Regions from separate parts of the Mus musculus genome. Here region 1 is linked to region 2. The links are chromatin contacts, found by Hi-C in ENCODE. All regions are on one chromosome and are shown on one strand. The core of a region is the stretch at or near the end of the contact, and the rest is flanking DNA. Distances in the headings are between cores, read along the strand shown. Region 1 overlaps Dapk2 (death-associated protein kinase 2). Region 2 holds the start of Herc1 (HECT and RLD domain containing E3 ubiquitin protein ligase family member 1).

Region 1 (4,753 bases), core at 999-3,498, 140 kb after region 2:
GGCCTAGCTATAGAACTTGGCTGGACCTGGTTGCACCTCACAAGGGCTCCCTGTTATCTGCCTAGGAGCCCCATTAAAAGGAGTATATTTTTAGATGGCATCTCAAGGTTTGGTAATGTCCCAACCCAATACCCAACACCACATGAAAAAGCCTGACTCAACCCTCTCAGACTCTGCACTGCCAAGAGAGAATAATCCCAGATGACCCAAATATCATACCATGAGATAGATTCATAAAGTTATGTGGGTACTGTTACATGTGCAGCTGCTCTCTATAAAGGCTAATTTCTATTGTAGGCTTTTATAATTATAGGTATATAAGTATACTTAAAATATATAAGTATAATTTAATTATTACTTATTTATTATTATCTTATTGAATATTATTCTTTTTTTAAAAAAAATACTTGAAGACACAATCTTGGTTCCATTTTCTAGACCAGAATATTGGGGGAGCTGGAAAGATGGTTCAAAGAATAAAATACTGCCCATGCAGACTTTATGATTTGTAATTAGATCCCTGGAACCTTAGAACCCAAAGATATGTGGAAGAAGAGAACTGACTCAACAGTGTGTCCTCTGACACACATGTCCATCACACTTCTCATATACACACAGTAAGAATAAATAAAAACGGGGGGGGGGTCGAAGAGGTGGCTCAATGAGTAAAGGTGCTGGCTGTTAGTTCTCAAAGACACACACACAGACACACACACCACACACACAGACACTACACACACATACACATCTCACTCAGTACCTGTGGCTTCTCCCATCACCCCTCATCTTTCTCCCATCCTAAGCCTCTCCCTCCCAAGGGCTGGCTCTGGCTCCCTTCCTCCAGCCTCTGACCCCTATATTACCAGCCATTCTGGTTATGCACTCTCTGAGTCTCCTGGTTCCCAGAAGCTCTGCTTGTTCCCCCTCCTCTCTTTTCTCCCTCTCCCTGCCCCACCTCTCATGACTGGGTTCAGCCTGGGACCTCCAAGATGCCTCTGGCTGTGCTCTCCCTCATACCTACAATAAACCTTCTCAGCTATATCCTAGAGAGGCCATGTCCTTATTTGTCCCTCACTTGTCACCAAGCCTCATTGGCTGCACTTGATCCCTGAGATCCAAATAATGGAAAGAAAGAACCAATTCCTGCAGGTTGTCTCTCCACATGTGTTGTGCAGTAGCATGCACGCACACACACACGCACGCACACACACACACACACACACACACACACACACACAGAGTACATCAATAACTAAATGTATGTCCTAAAGAATACTAAGGATTAAAAAAGGTAAGCAACTTGGCAGTTGGGTAAAGCGGTATAAACACAAGTCCTTGTCTCTCGACTCCAGCTTCAGGGTTCTCAAGGTAACTAAGCCTGCTAAGGGGTGCCAAGCAGTGGGGAGAGGGCCCACCACAGAGGGAAGGTTTGGTTTGCAGTACTGAGGATCAAATCCAGGGCCTCACTCATGCTAAGCAAGCACCCTACTGCTGAGCTAGTCTCTGACCTGATTTGTCTAACACTGCCAGCATGCAGAGATGATAAAAGGCAGGGTGATTATTTTTTTTTAACTAAATTTTATTGTTGATGTTAAATTCTCAAAAGACAACTCAACCCTTAAGCCACGCCTGCAGCAAGGGTAAGTGCTCCCACTGCCCACATACTCCCTCCTCTCGCCTAAGCCACGATCAGCCAGACCTGTTCTATCAACTCCCAGGGCCCAGGTGCTGAAGTTTTGTGCATCCTATGAACAGTGGGTCTAACTCATTCCCCTTCTCAACCAGCTCTCAGGCATCCATGAAGTGAGTGCCCCAAAGCCACCAGTTTATCAGGTGGAGCAGGGGCAGAGAGAGATGACTGAATCTTAAGAACATCACCCCGACAGAGGGTTCCCCCTCCTGCTTCCCCTCAGCCAGCACTGCAGTTCCTTTTCTCACCCTGCAGAACAATGGGCCACAGTTCCTCTGGAATTACCCAGCAGTCATTCAGGGCCATAGGGCAAAGGCAGTGCTTTGAAACTTCCACTCAAGGGACACCAGGTGCAGCCCAAGAGAGGGAATAGGACCTTCAGCCAGTGCAGTCTCGGAGACAGGAGCAGGTCAACTTACAGTCCCCAGGAACTGGATCAGCCAAATTATAAGGGGTGCACAGACACTCTGGAGATGACGTTTCTGAGGCCTCTCTGCACTCTACCTGGCTAGGTTCCAACGCTGGGCCTCTGAGGCCCTTTCCTTATCTCCCATAACCGCCCTCCAGCCAGGCTACTCCCATGAACTCTCTTGGCTGAGGCTATGGGTCAGTGGTAGAGTACTTGTCTAGCATGCCCCATGTTCAGGGTTCAATGGCCAGTACTGAAAAAATTGTGTGTGTGTGTGTGTGTGTGTGTGTGTGTGTGTGTGTGTGTGTGTATGTGTGTCCCCACACTACTGTAGCCACTAACCTGTTTCTAATCTTATATGTGTAAGTCTATAAACTACAACCACTCAAATTCAGAATTTAGAGTCCAAAGACCCAGGGTCTATTTCCAGTTTTGCTGAGTTTAGCCAATCGTGTAAGTCTCCCCCTCAGTTTCTTCGTACCTAACACAGACAGGAATGTTGCAGTTTTACCACATTGTAATGTGAATGAAAGGAGTCTGAAAGTTCCTGGTAAGGCAAGCTTCCGTGGGTGTAAATCCCCATTTCCCTGTAGCCACTGGATTGCCACAGCTCCATTTCCCAATCACGGTGGGTTCAGGAACTTGACTTAACCCTGATGAACCCCAACCTCAGCTTCAAAGTAAACGGTGCTGGAAGGCCATTGAAAAGCAAGGTTCCTCTGGTGGGACAGGACACCCAGAAAGACAGAGAATACTTTAGGACACTGGTATCTAAGTCAAGGCAGGCAGGAAACCATATAGTCAAGAAGCCAGAGTAGAGTAAAGAAACACAATATTGTCAGAAGTCAGAGAAGGAAGCAGGTGAGTGATAAAGGAGGGAGCAGAGCTTTGCCCAAAGCCAGGTGGGTGAGTCAGGAGGGAGACAGGGAGGGTGCAGCACCCACCTACAGCAGGTGGGATATCAGGGAAAACAGAAACAGCAGCCAAGAGGGAACTTGTAAATGGAAGAGGGCCCACAGCCATTCAAACGGGGCTTTTCTTCTGTCTGAGGAATGTTTTCCTTGTCCTGGGCCACATGGCTTAGACAGTTCTAGGCCCTTGACAATGGCTTTCACATTTATTTGGGTGTGGAGATGCCTCTCTCAGGCAAATACTTCACAGAGTACAATAGGTAAAACAGATAAGACACCATGTTTCTTTGTTGGGGGGAACACTCTGAGCCCACTCATCTACCACCCCCACACCTATGAAGCCTCCTCTTTAGAGGCTCTGTGGAACCCCAAAGCTCCTGGGAACCCAGTTTGAGAAGTAAACACAGGAGCATGAGTGTAGATGATCCCAAGGGAGTTTCCAGATGCAAATGACAACAGAAAGGAAGTAGAATACACTGAGGCTCGCCCAAATCATCTAGCCTTTTAAGAAGCATGCTCATCAAGGCAAACTCAGGGCCAAGAGAAAGAAACATGGGGCGGGAGAGATGGCTTGGCTTAGCAGTTAAAAGGAATACTGCTCTTCCAGTGGACTCATGTTTGGTTCCTACCATCCACAATGGGCAGCTCACAGCTACCTGTAACTTGAGCTCCACGGGGGGTGGGGAGGTCTGATGCTCTCTTCTGGCCTCTATGGGTACCTACGTTCACTCATACATACACATAAATAAATAAATACTAAAATAAATATTTTATTTTATTTTATTTTTCGAGACAGGGTTTCTCTGTGAAACCCTACCAGTCCTGTAACTCACTCTGTAGACCAGGCTGTCTTCAAACTCAGAAATCTACCTGCCTGCCTCCTAAGTGCTGGGATTAAAGGCATGTGCCACCACTGCCCGGCTAAATCTTTTTTTTTTTTTTTTTAAGGAATAAGAAATATGTGCAAGACAAGGATCAGGAATTTGAAATCTCCAGGGAACTTAAGCATGACCTACAAAATGTCCCCAGTCCCTAGTCCCCAGTCCCCAGTCACAGATGCTGTTGTGTGCAGGTCTGTGGCAGCTGCTTTCATGGGTTAGCTCATTTAATTCTCTGGCCCTACAGACGAATTTCCTTCCTCTGTCTTTTTTTTTTTTTTCCTGTTAGAAAAAAAAAAAATTCCTAAAGCACAAAAAGGAAGGAATTGTTGAGCAGAGCCAAGTGGCTCTGAGGGATGGTTACTGATTTTGAATCATAAGCACATTTTCACGCTGCTGTCAAATGAACGGGGGGTGGGTGAGTTGGGGGGTGGATGGGGGAGTGAGGGGAGAGGCACAGACACAAGTCCTAAAATAAAATAGGCCCAGTCCACATTAGACTTGACTATATAGGGAGATATTTTCATTGAAAACTTAGCTCAGCCCTCACTCAAAGTTCCCTTAGAGTTTACAGACTAGTCCATACAGAATAGATCTTTAAATGTGAGCTCGGGCTGTCCAGGATGGAAAGGACAGAGGTCCGATGGGCTGACTCAGTGTACATGGTGACCTGAGTTTGAACCCCAGAATCTCCTCGTTGGAAGGAGGAGAACCAACTGCTGCACAGTTGTCTGCTGACACCCACGTGTGTGCTGTGGCTATAGCCCACCCCATAAACAACAACAGCAACAGATTTAAAGAAAGCAAAAGACTTCAAAGAAAAGATGGAAAATCCAGGATACTTTGCCTGTTGCTGTGGAATATA
Region 2 (4,931 bases), core at 922-3,421:
GCATCAACATTATCACTTACAGTCTAAGAGTCCACTTTAAAATCAGCTGCCCACTGAACCCAGGCATTTTGCTCACAACACCAAGACTTTTCACCATGTATTACATGCGTCTTCTACTAACCAATCCAACACCAAAAACAGCACGTCCTCCTCTAACGTGTTATCCATTTCAATGCGTTATCCATTTAAATAAAATATTTTCACATGTTTACATTAATGAGACGACTATGTGATGCATTTGCTTCTCCTCCATATACCACCAGCACGACTGCACAGAGAAAATACATAACCAGCAAATCAATGCATCCATGTTGAAAGGAACTGGCAAGACCAGAAATTTAAGAAGCAAAGTGATAAGAACCTTAGGGAAAGCAAAATTCATACAAGTTGCTGATTCCAAGAGGCCTTAAAAGGCCATCCATTTCAATGACAACTGATAATCTATCCTCCTTTTGAAAGATGCCAGGCTTCCAACCTGCCATACAATCCGGTCATGTGATTTGGGAAAAATATAATTGACTGTTCTTTGTCCTACATTATGCTGTTTTTTTTTCTCAAACTACATGACAAAATATTTTAACCTATTTCTAAAATATACAGATTTACAAGTGCAGAGGACAAGCATGCATTGACACGTGCATTTATGCATAATACGAGCACTCGGGACATTCACTTTTGCTTGTATAAACACACAGGTATGTAAACATATAATCAAAGGCACATCACCATCAATTTTTTAAAAACTTTGAAGCTTACTTTCTCCTCATCGCAATTAATTTTTCTTTTCTTTATATAAACACCGGCCCGATTTAGAGGACTCATCACACAAAAAAAGAAAAACTATAAAAATAACTCAGATATTATATCCAAAAAGAACAATGTTAAGGTTTGACTTTTAAAGCTATTTGAGCAACAATCATTTTGAAAGAAGACACAATGAAATATGGTGACGGCTGGGAACAGCCAATGATAATGAACAAGTAACCCGGCTTAATCAAGTGGGCCAAAGGAATGGTTCAAATAAAACAAATCATTTTGGGAACATACATAAAATAAGGAAGTACCATTCAAGGACAAGCTAGGTACTCTTAAAAAACAAAAGAGTCTGTTAGAAATATATCAAAATATTAACAGTGAAATGCTATCTCTGGAGATGGGTTATTAATTCGTTGGAATTTATCACTCTTGATTACCTATACACCTTCAAGGTATTACACACATTTTTAAAACTAACGCAAATGGAGATTTTTGTCCCTGTGCTTCACAGCTACCATACACATGCATGCATAGTACATACATACATACATACATACATACATCGCGTCTTTACATAACCTCCTGGGAGAGGTAGGTACCAAGCTTCTGTCCTCGTGTCTCCTGGGAACCTGCCACCCATCACTGTTCCCAGGGTTAGCTCCTGTCATCACCACCATCCACCTCTCACCCTGGAGACTACACAACTGTCGCCTCGTCTCCGCTCCAGGTAGCAAGGGCTTTAGAAATTGTTATTTTATCCGAAGAGAGATTCAGAGAAAGGTTTACCGAAAGGATGAGCAGCCCCCACCCAAAAGCGCAGACGAGGAGAAAGACGCACGGTCTCAACCTCCACCCCTCCGAAGTCGGCCGGCGACAGGGAGCACCGGAGTCGCGACTCTCCTCAAGAGGAAGAGATGGGAGAGCCGCTCCCCAGTCCCAGTCCCAGCTAAGAGAGACGCGCTCGATAGCGGATAAAGGGGAGAAGGTCACAGACGCGACCCCTGAGGCGCTGAGGGGCGCAGACTGCAAGCTTATTCAGGGGCGGGTCCCTCCCTCCGGCAGGTGGCTCGGCTTCCAACAGGCTTCCAGGGGGCCAGGGGTTCCTCGGGCCTCCGCCCGCCGTCCACCCGGAGCCAGCAGTCCCGCTCGGCGGGCGGCCCCGGAACGGCCCCGAGCGGCTCGGCCGGGCCAGCCGATCACACACTCGGGAGGTCACGATGGCGAAAGAGAACGTGTTACCTACCGTACGTGGGTCGGGAGCTGGCGGCGATGGGGTGCGGCTCCAGCACCCGGCACCCGGCTGGCCAGCGGCCGCGCTAGCCGCGTCCTTTATATTTTTGCTGCAGCGGCGGCGACTTGTCAAAGGGAAAGACGTAAGAGGCGGCGGCGGCAGCGGCGGCAGCGACGGCGGCAGCGGCAGCGGCAGGCGAGTCTCGCGGGACTTATGAGGGAACTCTCGCGAGATCAGAAGCGCTGGTCCTGCCTCCTCCGGGCCTCGCGCGGGAGGTGGGAGGCAACCTGAGAGGAAAAGGGAGAGAAGATGCCGGCTTAGGCAGTGATGGGAAAGCGATGAGTACATCGCCGGCCGGGAGACCCTTCCTGTGAGGGTACTGGGGACACTCTACCGCCCCATGTCTCTTAACCGCTGGGTCCTCGCGGAGTCACGTGTGCCCGTAGGGAACTATCAATTGGGGGCATTTCACAAAGGGCGCTGAAGGATCAGGCGAGCGTGGATGTGTTCAGGATGAGTACGGGACAGTCTGCAAGAGGATCGGGGTCCGAATGCTGCCGAGGCCTCGGGGCTGCCGAGGACCGAGAGAAAAAGCTGCGGCCGGCCACACCCCTTTATCTCGGCTGCTTGCCGGGCGCTCTACTCCCTTTATCTCCCATCACAGTCTGCCCTTAACCTTGTGGCTGGTTAAGTTTACGCCCAAGCAAGTGTTTAAGTTGACCAACTTCTGCCCTGTCTGAGGAACACGGGAGGATTGACCTTTAGTACAGGTCTTGACCCTGACCTATACAGTGATGCACTCTGAGGAAGAACACTAACTTGGTCATCTAGCCCAACGTCTAGCATAGATGTAGGCGCTCAAATGTTGAATTGATATTGTTGAATGCCTCTGTACTTAAGGACTCCCAATCTCACCACTGTAGCCACCTTCAGCAAAAGGTTTTTCTGGAGAGAGAGCGGTTAAGAGGGCTATCTCTTACAGAGTGACTTGGCTTCACTTCACTTCAGGATGTCCAAAACCACTTGTAACTTCAACACTCACTTCTGAACGCTACAAGAACCTGCACTCGCGTTAACATACCCACACATACACATGAATTTGTTTTTGTTTTCAAGACAGGGTTTCTCTGCATCGCCCTGGCTGTCCTGGAACTCTCTGAAGACCAGGCTTTTTCCTGATTCTGCTCCAGAGTGCTGGGACTAAAGGCTTTTGGGGAAGGGGGGACGTTATAAATAAAATCTTTTTAAAAAATTCTTGTGCTAAAGACATAAACATACATGGTATAAGCAGCTGGGTGGGGTGGCAATCTCTGTGAGCTTGAGGCCAGTTTGGTCCACATACTGAGTTCCTCCCCTTTGGTTCAATTGGAAATGTGTATCATACAAATTTAGCCTAAGACAAAAGCTACTCTCAGCTTTGTGTGTGACTTGGAATGGCTTGCTTGGCTTCCCTGGACCTCAGTTCCTAATCTGTTCATTTAGAATATTAGTTATTATGACAGGGTTCCTCCTTAGAGGAGTATAGATAATGAGATAATCACTAAATAGAACTTCTAATGGTGCATATAAACTTCTATGTATAAGATGTGTGTTCTAGTCTAGGTATGAGAGGCAGATTAGCATGGAGTGATGACATTGTTGCTAGTGCTTTTTATGGTCTCAGGTGTTTGGTTTTGGTCCTGGGGAGAAGGGACTGAGGTGCATATTTTTCATATCAAAGCAGACCTGGCCTCCTGATTCTCCCTGCATCCCTCAGTTCCGACCTGTCATACCCTGCCCCCAAATGTGAGCTTTGCAGCCCAGGGGCTGGGTTGCCCTTCCCCCAGAGGCTTCTCCCTATAGAATCCAGACATTTTGCGTGCTCTCTCTCTCTCTCCCTCCCTCCCTCTCTCTCTCCTCTCTCTCTCTCCCTCTTTTCCCTCTCTCTCTCTCCTCTCCCATTCTCCCACTCTCTCCCTCTCCCACTCACTGCCTTGCAGACCTGAGTTCTGTTCCCAGCACCTATATCAGGAGGCTCCCAACTGCCTGGAACTCCAGCTCCAGAGAGATCTGACACCTCTGGCCTTAGCAAGCAGCTACATTCACATGTGCATACCCCCATACAGATATGCACATATACACATAGATATCATTTAAAAATAATAAATCTTTTTTTAAAAAAAAGACATTTCCTCTCTTGCCCTCTATTTAGCTTCCTCCCTAGGAGATATATGCAAAGAACTAAATATAATTGAGTCCAACAGCACTCAACTACTTTTTAAATTTTCACTTATTATTTTTATCTTTTGTGTAAAGTGTTTTGCCTGTATACATGCCTGTGTGCCACCTGCATGCAGTGTCCACAACAGCCAAAAGATGGGACTAGACCCCTGGGAACTGACATTACCCACCACTGTATGGGCCACAACGTAGGTGCTGGGAATCAAACCTGGGTCCTCTAAAAGAACTGTCAGTACTTTAACAGCTGAGCAATTTCTCCACCCCACATACAATTACAAATCAATGTCAGCAAGGAAACTCTACTTTCCACCATGACTTTGGCCATACCACTTTTTCCAAACTCAAGTACTCAAATCAGCACTTTTTTAAAGCCTCATCAACATCAGCCTCCCACCTCTACCACCTCAGATCTCCCCTAGAAAAATGGAAATGTGTTCTCAAGGCCAAGGGCTCACTATCATAATGGATCCTTGTCCTGATAGCTCTCTGAGCTGTGCACCATGGCCACAACAGAGAGGCAACTCTCCCTGCTTGCATATGCCACCATTGGCCTCCCAAGGCACGTTCTGTACTCGTGCACCACAGTCAGGGACTGGAAAGTCAGAAAAATGTGTCATTTTCATCTCGCATCTGCCTATAAGCTATGCTTAGCTCTAAAACGAAAGCTATAGCTAAGTTGGAAGCGAAATCAGAAGAGTAAAAATATGGAGGAAAAGGGAAAGGC

The links. Hi-C counts contacts between places; a loop is a spot of excess contacts on that map.
Region 1: a loop to region 2 is called in a map of heart, with 2.6 times the contacts of the local background. The contact joins the enhancer-like site here to the promoter of Herc1 in region 2. A Hi-C loop is called at or near these places in 1 of 37 maps with a recorded cell type or tissue (heart).

What each region holds. Positions count from the first base shown.
Region 1 is chr9:66,210,971-66,215,723 of GRCm38, reverse strand. All of the region lies in intron 2 of Dapk2 (death-associated protein kinase 2), which reads right to left. Among named protein-coding and RNA genes, the nearest start is that of Dapk2, 55 kb to the right of the region's middle. Within about 2 kb of position 2,248, at least 1 of the 3 ENCODE cell types and tissues checked has a DNase peak (open chromatin) inside an H3K27ac peak, as active enhancers do; it is heart, where a contact is called at or near this core.
Region 2 is chr9:66,347,690-66,352,620 of GRCm38, reverse strand. It overlaps Herc1 (HECT and RLD domain containing E3 ubiquitin protein ligase family member 1), which reads right to left and starts at 2,171. Exons shown (of 78, transcript NM_145617.3): 1 at 2,000-2,171. It overlaps Gm30447, which reads left to right. Exons shown (of 2, transcript XM_006511600.4): 1 at 1-2,000; 2 at 2,103-2,296. The coding sequence starts at 1,550. The coding sequence ends at 2,278.